Regions from separate parts of the Homo sapiens genome. Here region 1 is linked to region 2. Evidence: chromatin loops called from intact Hi-C (ENCODE). Cell type or tissue: dorsolateral prefrontal cortex. All regions are shown on one strand. Links, peaks and the distances in the headings refer to the core of each region. The heading gives the core; the rest is flanking DNA. Region 1 overlaps CCDC148 (coiled-coil domain containing 148). Region 2 has its middle 77 kb from the start of UPP2.

Evidence for each region. Peaks named below come from ENCODE experiments on the same cell type or tissue, not always from the same donor. Only the 100,000 strongest peaks of a DNase experiment are listed, where the experiment ranks them.
Region 1: a loop joins it to region 2, with 2.9 times the contacts of the local background. A loop is called at or near these places in 20 of 110 quality-filtered maps.

What each region holds. Positions count from the first base shown.
Region 1 is chr2:158,174,396-158,185,383 of GRCh38, reverse strand. It overlaps CCDC148 (coiled-coil domain containing 148), which reads left to right. Exons shown (of 14, transcript NM_138803.4): 12 at 6,388-6,505; 13 at 8,723-8,863. It overlaps CCDC148-AS1 (CCDC148 antisense RNA 1), which reads right to left. Exons shown (of 5, transcript NR_038850.1): 2 at 8,689-8,783; 3 at 7,272-7,323. Among named protein-coding and RNA genes, the nearest start is that of CCDC148-AS1, 13 kb to the right of the region's middle. In dorsolateral prefrontal cortex, for the core only: a CTCF peak has its summit at 5,517; no DNase peak of the experiment used is centred there; H3K27ac peaks cover 572 bases.
Region 2 is chr2:158,019,455-158,030,442 of GRCh38, reverse strand. It overlaps a transcript of UPP2 not described here. Among named protein-coding and RNA genes, the nearest start is that of UPP2, 77 kb to the left of the region's middle. In dorsolateral prefrontal cortex, for the core only: CTCF peaks have their summits at 5,735 and 5,936 (motif pointing left); a DNase peak (open chromatin) is centred at 5,962.

The DNA.
Region 1 (10,988 bases), core at 2,087-10,086, 150 kb before region 2:
CTTTGATTTTACTGAATAGACCCTTTAAATATCGGCCAGTAGCCTGAGGTTTTCAGCTGTCATCAGGATACACCAGTGTTTTGTCCATCAGAGGGAAAGAAAGAGGTTCAGTAATAGCCATTATTGCAACTGCCCATCACCAGCACTTATCCAAGCCTGAGAAGGCTCTGGTCTCTGAGAGAACCTGTCATCCATGTGTGTCAGGGCCATAGGGGCTGGGAAAGAATGGGGTTGAAAGGTCCTGCTCTGGAATGTCAATAATACCAAGCAAGAATTTCTAGTTTGGAACAGTCCTGAGGCATATAACTGCAATGTTTAGCACAGGCAAACAGAAATAAGCCCTGTCTAGGTAGTAACTTGTAACTGGTTTTGTCTTGATAACAATAGTCAGGTAAAGTCCTTTTAATCTGTATATTTATCTATGCTGTAGTTCTCAAAGTGTGGTCCCCAGACCAGCACAATCAGCATCACCTGGAAACTTGTCAGAAATGCAGATTTGGGGGCTCCGCTTGACAACTACTGAATCAGAAACTTTGGAGCTGGCCCAGAAGTCTGAGGTTTAACCAGTCACACAGGTGATTTTGATGTACGCTCATTTGAGAATGACTAAGCTATGTAGCATTGGTTCTCATCCCAGGCTGCTCATTAGAATCATCTAGTGGAACTTTCAACAAAATACAGTACTTGGGCCTGACTACTAGATTCTGATGTAATTATTCTGGAGCGAGGCCTTGGCATTGCAAGTCATTTTACAAGTTTCAGTGATTGAGAACCATGATTCTGTAGCAATCTGAAAAGGGGCTCTGTAATTTGGAAGTTTATGAATAAATTCAAAAACTATTAAGAACAATTTTGTGATTTTACTACAGTGTTCATTTAGGCATGCTTATACATAACAGACCACAAATTATGTAAACTCAACAGAGTAGGGACTTCTTTCCTCTGTTTTATTTCCCCCCACTATTATAACCTGAGCACCTAGAACAGTGCTTGACACATAGTAGGTGCTTAAGTAACTCTATGTTGACTAATTTAACTAATTAATCAATTAAAAGATGGGGTTCCAATAGCTTCACAAAGGAACCAGGAAGCTCTCTGAGCTGAACAATGGTCTCTGTTTGGGGCTGGCAAGGGTTCATCTTTTCTGATTCTGCAGAGACCCTGTGAGTTTTCTTTGTTCTTGCCTCATGCCAATCTGTACCAGGATGTCAGTGTCTTGTGTCAGGATTCACATTCCTGTTTGCAGAAATTGGTCTTTGCTTATGCCCTTAGCCAGAATCCCCACTGAGTGGAGACTCCCAGCCCGTGTGGTTAGAGGAGTGATGCCTTTCAATGTGAATGTCTTCCTGTGCAATTTCCATTCTTTTCTTTGGGCAGACTTCTCCCCTCCACTTGAAACGTGTTGGCACCTGGCCTGCCTGCTTTGATCTGCACATTCTTCCCTGTTGGGGTGACCTGTAGTTAATGAAGGGGTCCCCTCTGCTTAGTAGGAAGAACAACCTCCTGAGTAAAATCTGAGCCAAAAATGAATTTCCCAACAGGCAGAAACAGGTTCCCCGTGATGCTGCCACTGAAACACCTGATAGTAGCACCTCCAGCACATGCCTGTTTAAAGATTTCTTGTTGCATATTGACTAAGCCACATGACTTAAACACTAAGTAGCAAGTTTGATTATAAACTGCCTTTAATTCAGTAGGGCAAATTACTTGCCTGAAATGTTAGGTGGTAGGGGGAGTTCCATACTAGTTAGAGACCCTAATGAAGATACGTCTTTATGCTCCATTTTATTGCTTAAGTTTTTTGTTTGTTTCTTTGTTTGTTTTAAATTGTAGAACTTGCCACTATTGACCATTTGTCAGAAGTCTTTTTCCCCCTTGGTGGCTGTAGCTTCTTTTGAGAGGAAAGTTAGCTGTGACTCCAGATAAAAGGGAGATCAAGATTTGGTACTTATCATTTTGCCCGGTTCTCACTGAAGTTTCAGTGAAGCCCAGGGAAGCTGTTACTACGGATCAAGGTGTTTCCAAACATTTGCATTTGTATACTCATTTCTTAGAGTGCTGTGCACACATTAAAATGTCTCATAAATGATACATAAATTCTCCATTTCTACATGAAAGCATACTGTCCCTTCAACTACACTCAGGCCTGGAGGCTTAAATAAAATCCTTTCCAGATTATTGTTAGTGCTGTGCCGGATTCTGCAGCAGCTGTTGCTTTTGAACAATATGATGCTTCTCCTCCCCCAAGAGAAGTCGAAAATGCCTCTTTTGCAGCACTTTCAACCTTTGTAGACTCAGGGAGCATATAATAGACTGAGAAATGAACCCAAGACGGTTTCTGTTTGGGAATTCAGTGCACAACTTAAAAACTATTGAGTTTAGCCACTTCCTGACATTGACTTTCATAGCAACAGTTTAATTTGGAGAAAATCTGCTACCTCAAGTGGCTAAAAGTATTTATGTGGAAAAATTTCCAAATGATTGACTTTACTGTGTTGCTATTTTCTTTCCCCATGAATATGTGAGTATTTGGCTTCCTCCCAGGAGTTTTTCTGCATCACTTCTCTTTAGGCAAAGAAAATTTTCTATCCAGAGTAGAAGAAGCACCAAGAGTTTCTCCTTTTTTAAGTGAAGTATTATTGAGTTTAAACCATAGCATCTGTAAAAATGAAGAATTTGAGTGTGTCTCCTAAGTCCTGAAATTTTTTCATGGCCAATCCTTCAGGCAGTCAGAGTAACCTTGATCATCACTTTGGAGCCAATGCAACTGTGGTCGGCTCTGTGCACCCTCCAGCTCCGCCTTGTCTCTCGCCTCTCCATTTGCATCAGTTTTGCTGCAGGACTTGTTTGTCTCCATGCCCTCTCTTACTGCCTTACCTCACCTCATCCACCTCTGTGGGATGTTCTCACCAAGGTCACCAATGACTCCCTGTTGTTTAACCCAATCATTATTTTGCACTAGAATTGATCTTTCTGTAGCATTTGATGTTGTTGACCCCATTTTCCCTAACATCTTAGGACCACTTATCCTCCTCACTTCCCTAAATGGTTTCCTCTCCTTCTTTCCCTTTCCTAAGTGTTGTTTCCTTAGGAATCAATCCCAGGCCTACCTCTCTTCTTACTCTACACTCTTTTTCTAGATGGTGGCATCTGCCTTGTGGCTTCAATTCCGTTCTACTGGTAAAGACTCCCCATGTATTTCTCCAGCCCAGATCTTGTGAAGACAGGTCTGTGTTCAAACTGAACTTAATTCTTTCACCTCCCTGTTTCTCATGTGAGTTCCCAGTCTTAGGGAGGAACACCCCTGTTCACTGTGTAAGAGAAAATTTCCTCTATCTCTTTCCCTCTCCCATAAAATAAATGAAAACTTTCTGTTGATTTTTATTTTCTACATGTCCTTTAAATCCCTATCTTTTCCCAACCTCCTATGAGTACTCTTCCCCCATCCTAGATCAGGAGGCCTTCCATTCCCATCTGGATTGCTCATCTCTAGTCTTGCCTCCCAACAACCCATCCTGCATATCACAGCAGATACTTCTCCCTGATCAAAACCTCTCATGCTTTCAAAACCCCCACAGTCCAGCCCCTCTTGCTTCTCTAGCTTCAGTTCTTGGCCCTCTGCACCTTATTTTGCTCATTTTTGGTTATTCTGAATGTCTTTTAAGACATACCTGCTCACTCTCACCTCTGGGCCTTCAAATGCTACTTTTTTGTCTGAATCATTCTTTCTATTCTCTCCCCTCCTGGTGCATTCCTGCTCCTTCTTTGGATCTTAAATTCAGAGTACTTCCTCCTATTATAGATACTGCCCTAAAAGCCCCAAGTCTGGGAAAGCTGTCTTTCCCATGGTCTCTGCCCCATTGTCCCATCAGAGCACAAGCTGCCCTGTATCATAATTGCCTGGGTCTTTGTATCTACATTGGATTGTCAGTTCTTCGAGGACAGGAGCATGTCTCCCATGTTGACGTTGTATCACCAGTGCCTAACACAGCCCTTGATGCATGGCAGGTGCTCAACAAATACCTGTTAAATAAATGAATAAGCCTCAAAGTAAATGATGAGTCAGCCTTCTCTACCACACAAGTACAAATGCCTTTCTCTCATTTGCAATTTCTTCCTCACTAGTCAAGCTCCCCTGACTGTAACAACTATTACTTTTCCACAAAACAGACAAAAACTTTGTTGCAGACAAAGCAACCTATATATCCCAAAGGAAGAGAAACTTTCCAAAGGTTCTGAGAATTAGCATATGGTAATTGTCAAATCCCAGGGTATTTTTTAATTGAACCTTCACAGTAGTTCACTTAGCTTGTACTCAGTGCTTAAATTGAGTAGAACCTCATTAGGGAGGTTGTGTCATGTCATGCCTTAGTGAAAGTGGAGAGAATGAGAAATAGAGCTTTCCATGACATGGAGGCGTGAGAGAAAGGGAGCATTCTGGTTTGTGGGCTCTTTAATCTATGTGTCTTGACTATATTGACTCCTGATTTTGGCAAGAACACTCATGGCCATCAAAGGAGGTTAGGATTTTCCTTCTAAATCTCATTCTGGGTTTTGTATTCCACAAGGATCCACTGTGTGCTTCCCTCCTTTCCTCTCCTGTGTCTCTCCTTTCATGACAGACTCATGAGCAACCTGTTTCTGGGGTATTCCTCCCCAGGAGCATGTCTTCCTAAGGGAACCCTGTGGCTGCAGCCTCAGCCACCAGTACTTGCCTGGGCTTCTCTGTCACTCATCATTCACTTGTTCTGTTCTTGCCACCCTGAGCTCTTCCCCTCTCGTGGCCTCCATGACTAGGTCAAGGCAAGTGAGGGCCACTCTCAGATGCCAGCCCTGCACTTGCTGTCTCTGCCTGGAATCCTAATCCTCAAGACCCTGCTCAGATACTGCCTCCTCCGTGAAGCTCTTGCTAAGTTTAGCCAGCCCCTCCCACAGTGCAGTGATTGGTCATCTCACCTTTCTCCAAATTCTCAGTGGCTCTTATTTGTACGTCTCTTAAGATCACATGTCTATGCTTCTATTTCTTTATATCCATAAAATGGAATTAAAAAATGGCAACCCAGCATGTGATTGTTGTGAGGTCTAAATGACCTAAAACATATAAAGCACTTAGCACAAGACCTGATGCAGGGTGAACACGCAGTAAATACCAGAATCCAGAATGTAAAAGGTCTAGTGAAGGTGTCTCCACCTTGGAAAATGCAGGTGTGCACACTAAGGGTAAAGGACATTTGTGACTGATGCCACAGAGAAAGCTAAATCTTTCAATGATGAAAGGCAGAGGTGGAGAGCTAATACTCCCCTGAGAACCCAGGTGCCTACTCTTTTGAAAGGATGAATTCCATCTCTATAATTCAGTAGAAGTATAGCTTGGGCAAGGAGATGGCAAGGGAGGCTGCCCAAAAAAGGCAGCAGAGGAGGGCCAAGGAGCTCAGGGCTTTAAGCTGGTATTTAAGTGGGCCATATTTTAATAGCCGATGATTTTAAGGGGGTTGGAAATAGAATGCTAAGGGAAAGTCATGTTTTTGCTGCCATCTACAGATGTCAAAGTGCAATTTTAAAAGTTGCTTAACACACATACGCACCTACTCAGAAAGTGAGAATGTAGATGACAATATATGTAAAGTTTAAGTTCTAGTAAGTAAAATAATTTAGACATATTATTATAGTAGCTTATTTTACTTTTCCTTCTAAAAATTTGTATATTTAATCAGTAATGTAAACTTTCTAACAACCCAAGGTGTGCTAAAGCTTCTCATTGGGAGACCACTATAATAGCTCACTTGAAAGTGAGCCAGTCACCTCTCAGGGCAGGTTAGCCAGAGCCATGGCAGCCAGTGGGTACTCTGAGAGTTAATAAAGTGATTTCAATGAGGAATGAGATGAACTGAATTTTACTCCCACGCTTTCCTGTATTTCTCTGGTTGTTATTAGAATTACTATGAATTCCTGTAATCTCAGCACTTTGGGTGGCCAAGGCAGGCGGATCACGAGGTCAGGAGATTGAGACCATCCTGGCCAACATGGTGAAACTCCGTCTCTACTAAAAATACAAAAATTAGCTGGGCATGGTGGCGGGTACCTGTAATCCCAGCTACTCGGGAGGCTGAGACAGGAGAATTGCTTGGACCCAGGAGGCAGAGGTTGCAGTGAGCCAAGATCGTGCCTCTGCACTCAAGCCAAGACTGTGTCTCAAAAAAAAAAAAAAAAAAAAAAATTGCATTTTATATGAGTGTCTTTTATTGATTTGGACTTGAGAAATCAGTAAAAAAAAAAATGTGACAGTGCTGTTACCTCTGAGATGTGTTCTGCCCCTATGCTGTTTTCTGTACAATCTCCAATATTATTATGATGCTTCCACAACTTCCTTCTGTGTTATTTTTAAAGGGTTAAATATAGACAAGAATTATTGGAAAGGCGTTTGATGGAGAAAAAGGAAGTGGCCCTTCAAGAAGCTCATGAAGACAAAGAGAGAGCACGGCGGCTAGAAGCCCTTAGGAAACAGGTGTTTTTCATTTGGAAATTTTCATGGGTGGTTTTTTTAAAAAAAATGTTTCTAAGTGCTCTTAATAGCATTCTTACTGGGGCTTAGTTCATGACATCTGCTATATAAAATTTAACTTTTCCAAATGGGGATACTGCTGTTCATTCCTGGGAGCAATTAGATTATATTGAACCATTTCCAGTTTCTCAGTGTATTGAAAGAACTTTATCATCACCTTTTAAAAAGCTCTCCCAAGATTTAACTATATCTATATCACCTAGAGTTTATTAGCTGGATAGTATCCATTTACAACAGTGAGGCTCTACATCTAGTCTACGAATTTTACTGTCCTCAAAAAACCTGGTGGAGTTCGAGCAAGATAATCTTCTTTGGCATAGGAGCCTCCCTTTGGAAACATCCCACAGTCAACAAATGTGTTAAAAACAGTTTTTTAGAAAATACCTATTTTGTGGAGAAATAAAAGCCTCCTATCACTTTGCCTAGTGAAAGTAAGCAAAAGTAGATGAAAATGGATGGTAGATGGCAAGGGTGAGAATTTAAGAACTTAGGAAATGTGATAGTTTTACTTGGTAGTTTTTCAGAGTTTTGAACTTGAAGGGGTTGTTTCAACTCAAAATCTCTAAAATCTTCATTGACACCGTTTCCCAGCTAATAGGAAAGGACTACTTGGTTTCCCTCCTGTGTTGCTGGAGGGAACACAGAATCATGGATAAGAACTTGGCCTCTGGTGTCCTTCCAACCTGGTACAAGCTGGTTGTGTACTCACCGGCACTGGAAACAGGTCATTTACTTAACCTCCGTAAGCTTTATTTCTTCATCTGAAAAATGGGAATAATAGGATCTGTCTGATAGGTTTGCAATAATGTGAGTTCAAATTTATTATTTACTAAGTGTAAAGCCCTCTTCTAAATGCTGTTAGGTATTACTTCAATTTCTACAACAACTTTATGACGTGGGCAATATTAATATCCCCATTTTATAGGAGAGGAAACAGAGGAGACACCGAGGTTAGGTGCTTTCTTCAAAGTCACACAGCTAGTAAATGTTATACTGATTCAAACCAAGGAAGTCTAGCTAAATGAGATGGTATAGATGTGGCATAAATGCATACGACTATTATATCATCATCTTCTTTGATAAAAAAAGATTATAAAGATAAATTTAAAGCATAGGAATGTAAGTCCTGGTAATCCTGGATCCTACAAAATTTTAGTTATTCAACTTATATATCATGGCCTTCTGGGTACAAGACTTAATGTCACTATTACTGAACACATTCTTGTTCAAAACATAACTTTGATAACTACAGTCTATATGATTAGAATTCTTTCCATCTGTGAATGCTTTGAAAGAGGAAATAGCTGTTATCTCTTATCTATAATCAGTATTTAGAACTGTGATGTAAGCTATTTTAGCTAGCAAACCTAAAATAATTAAAGCATGTTCAACCCTCAGTTATTTTATTACAGTCTTTAAATGGCATTAAGAATGCCATTTTCTTCATGCTAATTCTTGACTTTCAGAATTAATAGGCAGGTGTTACTAATGGTGCATATCATTTACAAAATTAGTGACTTCTTTTCATTAAGATGCAGGTTTGAATTATAAAAGACAAGGGCATTTGGGTTAAAATGACTTTGCAATTTTTCAGTAGAAGGAGGACAATGGTTTATAGCAGTCCCTGGAAATCTAGTTGCCTGGTACAAAGGAAATTCACCCACCTTGTTCACTAATGCCAACACACTTGACCCAAGAATTATATGCTCTAGATCCAGTTCAATCAGGTTAAACTTCCTAGGAAACTTCATGGGGTTGTTACCATAACCATAAATTGCTAATGGTCAAAAAGTGAATTTTTTTTTACTTTCTGTGACTTTCAAGTTGGTTGAATATGTAAGGTTTTCTATATGAGATTTCCTGTGACTTCATATCAGAAAGATAAATTGTTTTCTGAAATTAATTATAATTATTCAATCATTAGCAAATAACTATATGCCAAGGCATTTTAATATTTTGTCTTATATGTATTGTCTTGTTTTGTTTTAACTCCTTTGTGGATCTCTAGGACTGACCAATTAATATTTCTTCTGCCCTTTCCTCTCAGGCTTTACCTTTAATAAAATTTCTTAACTTTAATGGGCATTAGACATCAATAATGTTGCCCAGAAATATTTAGTTTGTACCTTGTTCCAAGTAGCCATGCTTTCTCATTTTTAGGTTGCTGTTGTTGCTCAATTTGATCCTGTTAGAATGATGTCAGATACAATGGCATCAAAAGCTAGAATGGGCATTGAAATTGAAGAAGAATTTATTCTTCAAAAGCCACTCTTCACATTGAATACATACAATGAACAGCAGGTAATTATGGAAATTAGCATGACTGATGAAAAAGCCATGATGATGGTAAGGACTGTAGAAGTGTGTGTTTGGGGTTACAACAGTTTTCAATATTTACATTTGAATATCTTACATATTAGCATAATTTTTACTTCTAAATGATAGTACATAATTACTACATAATTCTTAATATTACAAACTAGTTAATAGGCTACCATAGAACAAGAGGTTACCTAAAAATGTTATAAATCTGTCATTGAAGCTTATTTTTTAAATTTTTTTAAAAATGCTTTATAAAATTTTATTTGAGAGCTCTGTATTAATATTGTATTTTGTTGTTTAAATGTTTATCTGTTACATTAAGAATTATATTTAAATTCATAATATAAATTATATTAATAAACAACTGATACTGATGACAAAGCAGAGGAAAGTTTTTAGAAATGAAAATGAACAGAAGATAATACATCAGAGCTAATGATAAAACATTTTTTACGGAAAAAGGTGTTAAGGGCTTATTTAACCATTTCTAGGAACCTAGGGTTCATTTTAATCTGTGCCTGAGAATCTGTGCCTGTAACTGAGAAAGGATTTTAAAAGATCTTTTAGATGGATGGATTGAGGGATGGAAGGTAGGAGGGAAAACAGATGAATGGATGGATGGATGGATGGGTGGATGGATGATATATCAGTCACTGAAATTAAGAGAGAAAGTAGTTGTCAGTTTTACAAATCTAAGGAGAGAAGCTAAATAATTATTTAATTATTTAAAAACCAGGAAACCATCCATTCATCCGCTTATGTCTCTACTTTGTGCGGCATACTTTGCTAGGGACTCTAAAGAGGCATAATTCATTTATTAATTGAACCAATATTTATGGAACATATATTATATTCTGGCTCTGCGTATGGTGCCTGGGCTACATCAGAGCAAGATAGGCTGATCTTGTCTGGAGGAAGTGAGCAAAAGAGCCTACTGGGGAAGGAAAGTAGCATGTGTAGCAACAATGCCACCAGGGTGGGATCAACTCTGTAATGAATGTCTAAGGGTTGCCCTAGGAAGAAGAAGGGAATGAATGGCTAACCCCGACTGGAGAAGTCAGAGAAGGTGTCAGAGAGGAAACTTCTGAGCCCTATCTTAGTCAAAGATTTTTGGAAGCAGTAGCAAAATCCACTCCAGATGATTTACGATAATAACAACAAAAATAGGTTGTGGGGGAGGATACATAGGGAGAAGGATTAATTACAAGGTTTAAGAGGTGTCTCTAGATCCTAGCTGCTGAAGTGGGGAGAATAGCTGAGGCTTGAAAGGATTGAAATCAGAAGCTAAAAAGTCTCAGGCCGCTGGGCTAACCCTTATACTCGGTTGACCTATTTCACCTCTGGGTTTGACCAAGCGGAAGAGGGTGGGGCAAGGCTTTTTCCTAGTATGTCTTCAGTGTAAGATACATGACAAGGGGTGCATGACAAGTGCTGGGAGAGGAGACTGGAAACATGTGTTAGGTTCAGGCGCTGAAAAGCATAGTAGGTCTTGCTACTAAGGCATTTGACCAGTAGTAGCAAGTAGGCCTTGCTACTAAGGCATCTGTATGCAGATGCCAGACTTTGAAGCTTTAAATTATATACAGTCATGTGCCCCATAACAGTGTTTTGGTCAAAGACAGACCACATATATGTTGGTGGTCCCTTAAGATTATAATTGATCTGAAAATTTTCTATTGCCTAGTAGTGTCTTAACATCATAGCACAATGCATTTCCTCTTGTATGTTTAGTTTCACAAGTACTTAGCATTGTGTTACAACTTCCTACAGTAATGAGCACAGTAACAGCTCATTACTTCCTACAGTAATGAGCACACTAATGCTGTACAGGCTGTAGCCTAGGAGCAATGGCCTATATCATATAACCTAGGTGTGTAGAAGGCTGTACCATCTCAGTTTATGTAAGTACATGCTATGACATTCACACAACAAAATTGCCTAAGGACACGTTTCTCAGAATGTATCCCTGTCATTATGTGACACACAACTGTAATCAGACTTATGTTTTAGCTATGTGTCCTGAATGGAAAATTGGTGGGGGTGGGCATGGGTTGGGGTGAGTTCCTTTTAAAATGGCAGAGCCTTCATAGAAGTAGTGGTGGTG
Region 2 (10,988 bases), core at 1,759-9,758:
GATGGCCACAAATACAAAGTGATTTCCCATAAGAACAGCCAAAGGAAAAGTTTTTGGCCAATTTGAATATATAAACTTTCAGGGATATGGATGAAATATTCAATTGTCTACTCATAATAATTTGTTAATTAAATTACTTGTTGATATTAAAAATCATGTACTACCTAAAATAATGCTTAATTTAGAATTTCTTGCCACCCTCATGTTTCAGAATAATTTTGTACATTCTCAAAATATATTTTCCATGTTCGTTGTCTCTTTCATCATAATCGCCAATTTTTTATCTTTTACCAACTTGTCCAGAGCACATTGTTTGACATACAGCACTTTTTGAAATCGTGTGAGATGATGTCTGTAAAATTTCTTTCAAACCATAAACTTTCCTAACAGTAGGGGTTCCCATTCATTCTATAAGTTGACAATACAACTACTTCCCTTTTTGCTATTTTGTGTTTTCAAAACCCAAATTTGAAAGTTTGAAGGACTACCCTAAGGAATAATTACGAAATCTGTGTCAAATTGCCATGCCTGCTTTCTAAAACGCATTTTTGTAAGATGTTCTCTATAAAACTGTAGAACTAGCAGTGATTGAATCATTTCAGGGAATGTATCTTTCCTAAATAGTGTTTTAAAAAAAAAAAAAAAAAGAAACGAGATGACCTAGAATATGAGAAACTTCAAGAAGTCTTGAATAATACCTCTATTTATATCTGTGTCTATTTTTATGTCTATGTCTCCCTCCCTTTGTGAAATAACTTTGAAGGAAAAACTTTGCCTTATAGGTAAGGAGTGCCCAGTTTATACCTGTTTTCTGGAGTAATTATTAATAGTGCATTCTTTTATGCTCAAAAGTGTCCCAGTTTGGACAATATATTCAGTTGCCACTCTACTGATGGCAAGGAATATGCTATATATTATAAATCTGTAGCCTTGTCAAGGCATTCACCATATTGGCCATTCAGTAAGCTTCCTATAAAGCTAATATCTGCATGGCAGCCAGATGGAACTTGAAGGCATGGTGCTTGGAAATTAAAGCAATGTAACTAATTATCTAAAGTGATATTACAATGTGTAAGATACTGAAAATTTGACTATCAGTCAACACAGCATCTGCTTCAAAGAAAACATTTTTTTAAAGCATCTTTATTTTTTAGAAATCTAATTATGAGGAACTCAGTTACGAAGTGCTGCTTTGATCTTAGAACAGTACATTTAGTTTATTATTAGTTTAAACTAGATATTTTGTTTAATATCTCTAAATATTTGGAGATAAATTGTCCTTATTAACTTACTTTACCATTGAACCATTCAGACTTACAATGATGTCTTGTTTAAGGCAAAATTTATTTCCAAAGGACTGTCTTGAAAGTGAGTGCATTATGTGGAATGAGGGGCGAGTGAACAGATAGACTGGCTGCAAAGAGCTCTGGGCTGACGAAGCTCTGATCAGAAATCCAAGCCTTGGGCAAGCCTGCCAGCCTTCCTCACTTTCTCATGTGTTGTGGGAGGGGCCTGGTGGGAGATAATTTGAATCATAGGAGTGGTTTCCCCTATACTGTTCTTATGGTAGTGAATAAGTCTCATGAAATCTGATGCTTTTATCAGGGGGTCTCTGCTTTTGCATCTTCCTCATTTTCTCTTGCTGCCGCCATGTAAGAAGTGCCTTTTGCCTCCTGTCATGATTCCGAGGCCTCTCCAGCCATGTGGAACTGTAAGTCCAATTAAACCTCTTTTTCTTCCCAGTTTTGGGTATGTCTTTATCAGCAGCATGAAAACAGACTAATTCAGTAAGTTGGTACCAGAAATGGGGTGTTGCTGAAAAGATACCTGAAAATGTGGAAGCAACTTTGGAACTGGGTAACATGCAGAGGTTGGAACAGATTGGGGGGCTCAGAAGAAGACAGGAAAATATGGGAAAGTTTGGAACTTCCTAGAGACTTGTTGAATGGCTTTGACCAAAAGCCTATTAGTGATATGGACAATAAGGTCCAGGCTGAGGTGGTCTCAGATGGTGATGAGGAGCTTGTTGGGAACTGGAGCAAAGGTGACTCTTGTTATGTTTTAGCAAAGAGATTGGCAGCATTTTGACCCTGCCCTAGAGATTTGTGGAACTTTGAACTTGAGAGAGATGATTTAGGGTATCTGGTGGAAGAAACTTCTAAGCAGCAAAGCATTCAAGAGATGACTTGAGTGTTAAAGGCATTCAGTTTTATAAGGGAAGCAGAGCATAAAAGTTTGGAAAATCTGCAGCCTGACAATGTGATAGAAAAAGAAAAACCCATTTTCTAAGAAGATATTCAAGCAAGCTGCAGAAATTTGCATAAGTAAGAGGAGCCAAATGTTAATCTCCAAGAAAATGGAGAAAATGTCTCCAGGGCATGTCAGAGATCTTCACAACAGCCCCTCCCAACACAGGCCCAGAGGCCTAGGAGAAAATGGTTTCGTGGGCCTGGCCCAGGATCCCAGTGCTGTGTGCAGCCCAGGGACTTGGTGCCCTGCATCCCAGTCACTCCAGCCGTGGCTGAAAGAAGCCAATGTAGAGCTCAGGCCATGACTTTAGAGGATACAAGCCCCAAACCTTGGGAGCTTCCACATGGTGTTGAGCCTGCAAGTGCACAGAAGTCAAGAATTGGGGTTTGGAAACCTCCGCCTAGATTTCAGATGTATAGAAATGCCTGGATACCCAGGCAGAAGTTTGCTGCAGGGGTGGGGCACTCATGGAGAATTACTGCTAGGTCAGTGCAGAAGGGAAATGTGGGGTCAGATCCCCCACACAGAGCCCCTACTGGGGTACCGTCTAGTGGAGCTATGAAAAGAGGGCCACCATCCTCCAGACTCCAGAATGGTAGATCCACCAACAGCTTGCACCATTTGCCTGGAAAAGCCACAGACACTCAATGCCAGCCCATGAAAGCAGTCAGGAGGGAGGCTGTACCCTACAAAGCCATAGGGGTGGAGCTGCCCAGGATCATAGAAACTTACCTCTTGCATCAGTGTGACCTGGATGTGAGACCTGGAGTCAAAAGAGATCATTTTGGCGCTTTAAAATTTGACTGCCCCGCTGGATTTCGGACTTGCATGGGTCCTGTAACCCCTTTGTTTTGTCCAATTGCTTCCATTTGGAATGGCTGTATTTACCCAATACCTGTACCCCCATTGTATCTAGGAAGTAACCAGCTTGCTTTTGATTTTACAGGCTCATAAGTGGAAGGGACTTGCCTTGTCTCAGATGAGACTTTGGACTGTGGACTTTTCAGTTAATGCTGAAATGAGTTAAGACTTTAGGGGACTGTTGGGAAGGCAATGATTGGTTTTGAAATGTGAGGACATGAGATTTGGAGGAGCCGGGGTGGAATGATAAAGGTTTGGCTGTGTCCCCACCCAAATCTCATCTTGAATTGTACTCCCATGATTCACAAGTGTTGTGAGAGGGACCCGGTGCGAGATAATTTGAATCATGGGGGCAGTTTCCCCCATACTGTTCTCGTAGTAGCGAATAAGTCTCAAGAGATCTGATAGTTTTATCAGGGGTTTCCGCTTTTGCATCTTCCTCACTTCTTCTTGCTGTCACTATGTAAGAAGTGCCTTTCCCCTCCCACCATGATTCTGAGGTCTCTCCGGCCATGTGGAAATGTAAGTCCAATTAAACCTCTTTTTCTTCCCAGTTTTGGGTATGTCTTTATCAGCGGCATGAAAATGGACTAATACAGACTGCTTGCCTGTTATATTTTATATTAAACATGACCTGGTCATCTCATGGCAGTCAGCAGGTTTGAACTCTTTCTGTGTGGCCAACTTTGGGAAGCCACTCTCCTGGAGCCACAGGTAATGTCATGGAAAAAGAGTCTTGCCAAGGCGGTGACTTATGAAGTATCCCCTCTCCTCAACCATATATGCATCTCCTCCATCTACCAAGCAGCACAGAGAGGGTTCCCATGAGATATAGTCCTAGAGAGACGCTCGTTCTTACATTGGGAACATGAGTCCTGCTCTCTGTATATGCTGTCATCCAATTTTGCCTGCAGTGAGCTGGCCTGATCAGAGAACAACCAAAGGACAGCTGTCCCTCAGAACAATCAGGACCTTGAGACCTTTACTTGGGCCCCACACTGTCCTACTTTCTGCTTGAGAGCTGAAGGCATATTTCTAGAAAGAAGGCAGCCTAAGCACCAAGGGTAATGCTCTGGGAATTTTCAGCCCCCGATGCTGCTCTGCGAGGATAAGAGAAGAGGCAGAAAGAGAAACCTCTTAGAATCCTCTCCCACACTCTCCAAATATCTAAGAAACCAGGCCGCCTCAGGTCTCTTGTCGACAAGAGCTTTCCCTTCCCACCATTTCCTAACCTCACAAAGAGCACGACGGGAGATACAATGAAGAAGGCTGGAGAGGAAGGCCTCAGCTATGGAGGCTGCTGTACTTCATCACCACCTCTTATGTCCTGGTGGCCTTTTGCCTCCCTCGATTATGTCCTCTTTCTTTCCGGGGCTGCTTCTTCCAGACGAAGCTGAAATGAGAGGGTAGGATGTGAGGCCAACTTTCCCATGTGCCCTTGGAACACGAGGATGTGATGTTTATCCCTCCAGACCCCCTTCTACTGACCTCTCTACGCACATTGTTCTGGAATTCAGATGCGTCAGAGGATGTCTTCCGTGTGAGGCTCTGGCCAGGAGTTGCTCTCTGAACTAATTTTACACAGATGTGTACACATATGGCCCAAAGCCCACTAAGTGACCAGCAGCCTTGTCCCCAGCATTCTCTGCTGGTCTGATGCCATTGCTATATTTTCCAACCTATCCCTGTGGAATGGTGACCGTGGCCTCACCATAAACCCCAACTACTGGCTGCTCTGTCCTTGAGGTCACAGGCTGGCAGTGACCTTGCCAGTGGCTCGGCCTCCCGGAGGCTTGAGGCAGGGCTTCTTGGCTTGCAGTTGCACTGTGGTGAGTCCTCAAGGCCTCCTGTACCCTGCTCTTAGCCTGTTTGGCTTCCCTCCCCTGTAGCTGCTCCTCCCTGCAGGCCTGCTGGCCTCCACACTCCAGGACAGTTAGGATAACATCTAAAGCACGTGGAGTTGCTGGGAAGAAAGGCTCAGGTCTGCATCAGCCAAGCCACAGCTCTGCTGTCATTTTTGGTCCACAATGGCCCTGGGGTTATTGCATTTATCCAGAGCATTTCCACACCCACACCCTTCCCTCCACCCTGACCTTTTTATATTTTCTGATCTTTTTTTTTTTTTTTTTTGAGAGGGAGTCTTGCTCTGTCACCCAGGCTGGAGTGCAAAGGCACGATCTCAGCTCACTGCAGCCTCCACCTCCCGGGTTCAAGCGATTCTCCTGCCTCAGCCTCCCAAGTAGCTGGGATTACAGGCACCCCGCCATCATGCCTGGCTAATTTTTATATTTTTGTAGAGACGGGGTTTCACCATGTTGTCCAGGCTGGTCTTGAACTCCTGACCTCAGGTGATTCACCCGCCTTGGCCTCCCAAAATGCTGGGATTACAGGTGTGAGCCACTGCACCTGGCCCTATTTTCTGATCTTGATTATGCACCAATAAAAAGAAAAATTTACCAGATGATAATTTTTTTTTATTTTTTATGACCAGATTGCACCTGCTACTTTTCCAAAAAGCCAACTTTTCAGAATGCTTTAAAAAACACTCCCTTTAAGTGACACATTTCATTTTGCAAAGACTATGGCTTTTTCTCAAACAGATTTTTATCTTTTTTCTGGGGTCTGATGTGGAAACCTCACTAAATTCCTCCATCTAGATCATGTCAGTATTTGATTAAAATGTGAGTTTGAAGGCTCTCCTGTGAAGCCATTTCTTCTTGCATCCTTTTAAAATTAACACTCACGTTAAAAACTGATGACATTTAACATTGAAAATAAGCTAAACCTGATGGTAACTCTCTGAGCTCTTCAAATTGACGCCGAAGGTGGCCACCTTGTGGCTGTTGTGGAAACTGCCACTTAGACCTGATTTTTCCCAGGCGTTGGGGCCCTACTGCTAATTAAATTAAATGACTCTTAAGATTATCTTTTCCCATGCAGTTTACATCCCAATCCTGCTCCTCTACAGGTCAACTTGTAGTGATATCCTGGCAGTTTGGGGGCAAGAAAGCTATTCTAAATGGCCTCAGTGGGTTAGTTGAAAGAAACCTTTTGGTCCTTAAACTAAGGAGAAGAGATAACCTCCCAGGAAGCCCAGGTCTTTGTCTTCCTCAAACCTTATATGCTCTAAGTCCCATATTTTAAAAAATATGCTCCAGGGGATCCCTATATCCGCATTCCTGGGTAAGATCTTTAAAATGCAGGTTGCTGGGGTCCCTCCTCAAGACCTAAGAATTGGAATGTCTAAGTCCTGGGATTTGCATTTTAAACAAATTTCTCAGGTGAATTTTTAATGCACATTCAAGTTCTAACAATGCTACATTTTAGTCTACTAAGGAAAGAAACTGGAGACCTAACATATGAAATGCTTTTGACGCAGGCAATCTCCCTTGGGCCCTGGGAGGGAGGGGATCCAGAGCTGAAGAGAGCTCAAGAGACCAATGCAGGAGTTCTCAAAAGCCCCTGACAACCCAAATGTTTGCTGCTTGAACATAGGAGGCTCCACCACAGTGACCTGGCAACTTCGGTCGAACCCTCTAAACAAGAAGCCATGGGCCACCAGAAGAGTGGCTGCTTGTGTATGGTGTCTCCCTCTGGCCTGCATAGGAAGCAGCAAAAGGCAGTTAGAAGGAGAGGCACCTCTGCTGGCTACTCCATCACCCCCACCCAACTCCCACCGTGTCCACCCCACCCCAAAGCTCCATGTCCCAACTCGATGTGAAAGGCAAGAGACCAGCTTCCAGGCCAGGCTCTCCTGCTGACCAGCTTTGTGAACTTGGACAGGTCGCTGGCTTCAGGTGTTATTGCTGTAAATGGAAGTAGCCAGATAACCATCACTTAGCTTCTTTCCAATTCTAACATTCTGTGATCTCATTTTGAGCTTTCAGAGGGAGAGGAGGCTCTTTATGAGAAGTGATCATGGGAGTCCAGATTCCAAGCTTAGCATTAAGCCTTTGCTGTTTGTAGCAATTAATTATTATGGAGTGTCACTGAGAATTGAGATCCTCTGCCAATACAAAAACAATAAACTTTTGCAATGTCAATTCTCTACATTGGGGGTAAAGCAGCACTGGACTGAAAGCCTTCCAAATGCCCCCCCCCAACTGACAGCAACCCCATGACCTCATCACACCCTCCCCTCCTCATGCACTATTCTCCAAAGACTTTAACACACCCCATCCTCACACACGCCCTTCCCACACCCACCCCCACCTCCCAATCAGGCCTCCTGTCTCTGAACCCACTTCCTGCTCTAGCATTCATCTTGTTGGGTGCTGAGATACCTGTAAGAATGTCTAGGTGGAGACTTCACCCAGATCATCCTTCTTATCCTTTCAAGATCATTGCCCCCAGGTGCCACTGCTCTGAGACTCCACCATTCCCTATGCATACTCAGCTCAGTTCTTAACCTGTGACATTATAATCATCTGCTTTTATGCCTGTATCCCTAAATGGAAGATCTGTGGCTGCCACATACTGAATATTCAATAAATGTTTCCTTGAATGAATGACAGTAGGAATGAAAGAATGAGTGGATAAATAAGGAATTAAGAAGATGCAAGCTGACTATCGTACAGAACCTCTATACCTATTCTTTGCACAAGTCTGGATGAGGAAAGAAGAACCTGGTCCAGACTGTCTTGACTCTGGAGCATTTTGGGGAGAAGATGGGAATGGAGGGCTGTGCCTGCAGTAGAAGTAGCATGGTAGGTTATCAAAGCACAGGTCAGTGAAATCAACTATTGTGTGGTGTCAATTTAGTGGGTTCAGACCAACATTTTTAAATGAAGTATAACATAATAGAATAAATTAGAAAACATGTCTCTTAGTAAGTTCCAGTACAGCTTTATGGAACTTTTTTTTTTTTTTTTTTTGAGACAAGTCTCACTCTGTTCCCTGGGCTGGAGTGCAGTGGTGTGATCTTGACTCACTGCAACGTCCGCCTCCCGGGTTCAAGCAATTCTCCTGCCTCAGCTTCCTGAGTAGCTGGGATTACAGGCGCCCGCCACTACGCCCAGCTAATTTTTTGTATTTTTAGTAGAGACAGGGTTTCACCATGTTGGCCAGGCTGGTCTCGAACTCCTGACGTCGTGATTCGCCCGCCTCGGCCTCCCAAAGTGCTGGGATTACAGGCATGAGCCACCGCACATGGCCAAGACTTTTATTATATAGACATGTGCAAAATATACTTCTTTACTACACACAGTGGTCAAAAAATGTAGAAGCCACTCATCTAGGAAATACTTCCTAATACTTTACTAAATACTTCATTGACTCAATTTGAAAAAAAAAAAAACTGCTGACTTTATGGTATGGCTTCCATTTATTGGAATGTGGGGATCCATTTGTCAGGAAATGTATATGGATTCCATGATGTTTTTGAGAGAGCTATATATTTTCTAATTACTTGAAATGATAATGATCTGATCTCATCTAATTTCAATTATGTTCAGAATAGGTATCTTTCATAGAGATAAATAATTTAAGAAAATTTTCCTAAAATAGGGACCTTCCCTCTGTTTTGTCTTTTATGTCTCCCCATGTAGAGCCTGTCTATGATGATAGTATAATACTAGCTCTCTCTCTTTCCTACCAAGGTGAAAAAGCCATTTTCTAAGAGTTAGTAGAAAAGAAGTGATAAAAGCAAATTAAAAATCTTAAATTCCAATATCAAACTTTGATAAATCTATCTAAATATCTCCATGGGAAATCATAGTGACAGGTGAGATAATAAAATTAAAATCTCAAAGGAAGGCAAATATCAACTAGCTTTGTTAAGAACATGAATCCAAGCACATAGGATACAATTTCTTCTCTGCTGTGTTTTGTTCTCCTCCGATGAACAGACAGCCATGTGTTAGGCTTTCCCTGGTTTGGCCATAACACTGTCCCCAGTCTCGTCTGTTGACACCATATGGGATTGTCACGCTTCTTTGTTTATGAAGAGTCTCCTGGAATCTTAAAATTAAGTTTCAGTATCAGACCAGCATCCAAAACCAATCCAGATACATACTTAGACTGGCTTGGTGTTTAAAAAGACTTCATGTTAACAGTTAAAAGTCAGAACATTTCTTTTAAAAATTAGGGTTCTTGACTTCTCTTGGAAAGGTTAAAATATTTAGAAGTGCAAGACCCATATTACTGCATGGAGACTATTGCTCTTAACCTAGGTCCAGGGGACCCCTGTGTTTTGATACAGTTTCCTCTGTAATCCTATGTATTTTATTTTCTTTATTTAAAAGCGTCATCTTGAGAAGGGATCCATGGGCTTCACTAGACTGCCAGAGGGGTTCATGGCCCAATAAAGGCTGAGACCATCCTAGAGTAGAGCCAAGCAGCAGCTGTCCCCTCGATCCCTGTTCTCATCATTCTTTACTTTCTCTGAAGCCATGCATCTGTTTTCATTTTCCATTGCACTAACAATTTTCCTGGAGTCAAGAAATATTTTCCTGTAATTATGTCTCTATCAAAAATTGGAAAAAGAAAAATGAATTGAGGGTTTTGGAATTCTTACACTAAGCTGCTCCACTTATTTATGCCAGCTCACTGGCCTCTGGTCCACAGGGATTGTGTTTAACATCCTTGATCACCAGTGAAGCACAGCCACCAACCAGTCAGAATGGTTGTCATCTGTGCACGAACAATGCTGGTGCATGCCCTGTGAACCTCAGCCCTGTGCCTGGAGGATTTCCATCCCTGCTTCAGCAGGCTTCTCTAGCTCTCTGGGTGTCATTCCATGTTGCATCTGTCCTTCTTCCTGGAATATCAGGGAGTGTGAGCAGTGGGCTATTTGGAGTGTGCTTGGGAGCATCCTGGGGAACTAGGAGAAGATCAATTTCTCCTTTTTGGCAAAGGAGCAGAGATGCCAGCTCCACCCTGCCGTCCAGTCTCTGGACTTGAGGGGAAATGGAGCTGATCATCATCATGTCCGCACTTGTCCTGCATAGTGCAGTTAACAGAGCTGTCTCCCTGGGCCCTCAGCTGAGAGATCCTCATACCAAACCTTCTGAAGAAAGAGCTGGAACTAACGCCACTTTGCAAAGGAGGACCATGGACAGTCGAAGAACAGGAGCAGTGAAGTCAGAAGGAGAACACAGACCTGCATTTTAGTCCACTCAAACACTTCGAAAACACTCGCTCCTCAAGGGAAGTGACTTTTGGGGATTTCCACAGCAAGTGCTTAATAAGGCTTTTTTTAAAAAAAACAAAAACCAAACAGGCCTTGTTTAATGCATTAATATTTTAACAGAGCAAGTCTGGGCCTTTCAAGCAAATCTAGTCGCTATTCAACAGTCACCTTAGCCTTTATGCTAGGTATAAAGAGACAGATTTTGGATTTTGTATGGAAGATGGGCTTTTTGTGACAGTAAAATGTTTTATTTTATTTTTACAAATTATAATACAATAAAATCGACTTTTTCTTTTGGTGTATAAAATTTTAACCCATGTGTAAATTTACGTAACCACCTTCAGGATACAGATCTATCACTCTAAAAAACTCCTGCATGCTAGTTCTTTGTCTTAAAAAATATATATACTGATGTACATGTAAAATGGAAGCTACAAGGATATTTGTAAAATAAAGTGTACATTTTATCCATATGAAATCAAGATAGAATTTCTCTCTCTCTCTCTGTCTTTCTTGTGTGTGTGTGTGTGTGTGTGTGTGTGTGTGTGTGTGTGTGTGTGTGTTTTAAAGGATTGTATTTCCTTCCACTTTGGAGGATATAAATTCTTGAGAAATAACCTATACAGGCTATCATTAAAGAGAATTTTCAATAATTCTTTAAAGCAATATGATGGTTTGACCATTTTCAGATTGTGACGGAAGGCATAAGAGGAAGCAAGATGAACCACTGGGGTGGTGCCTAAACATA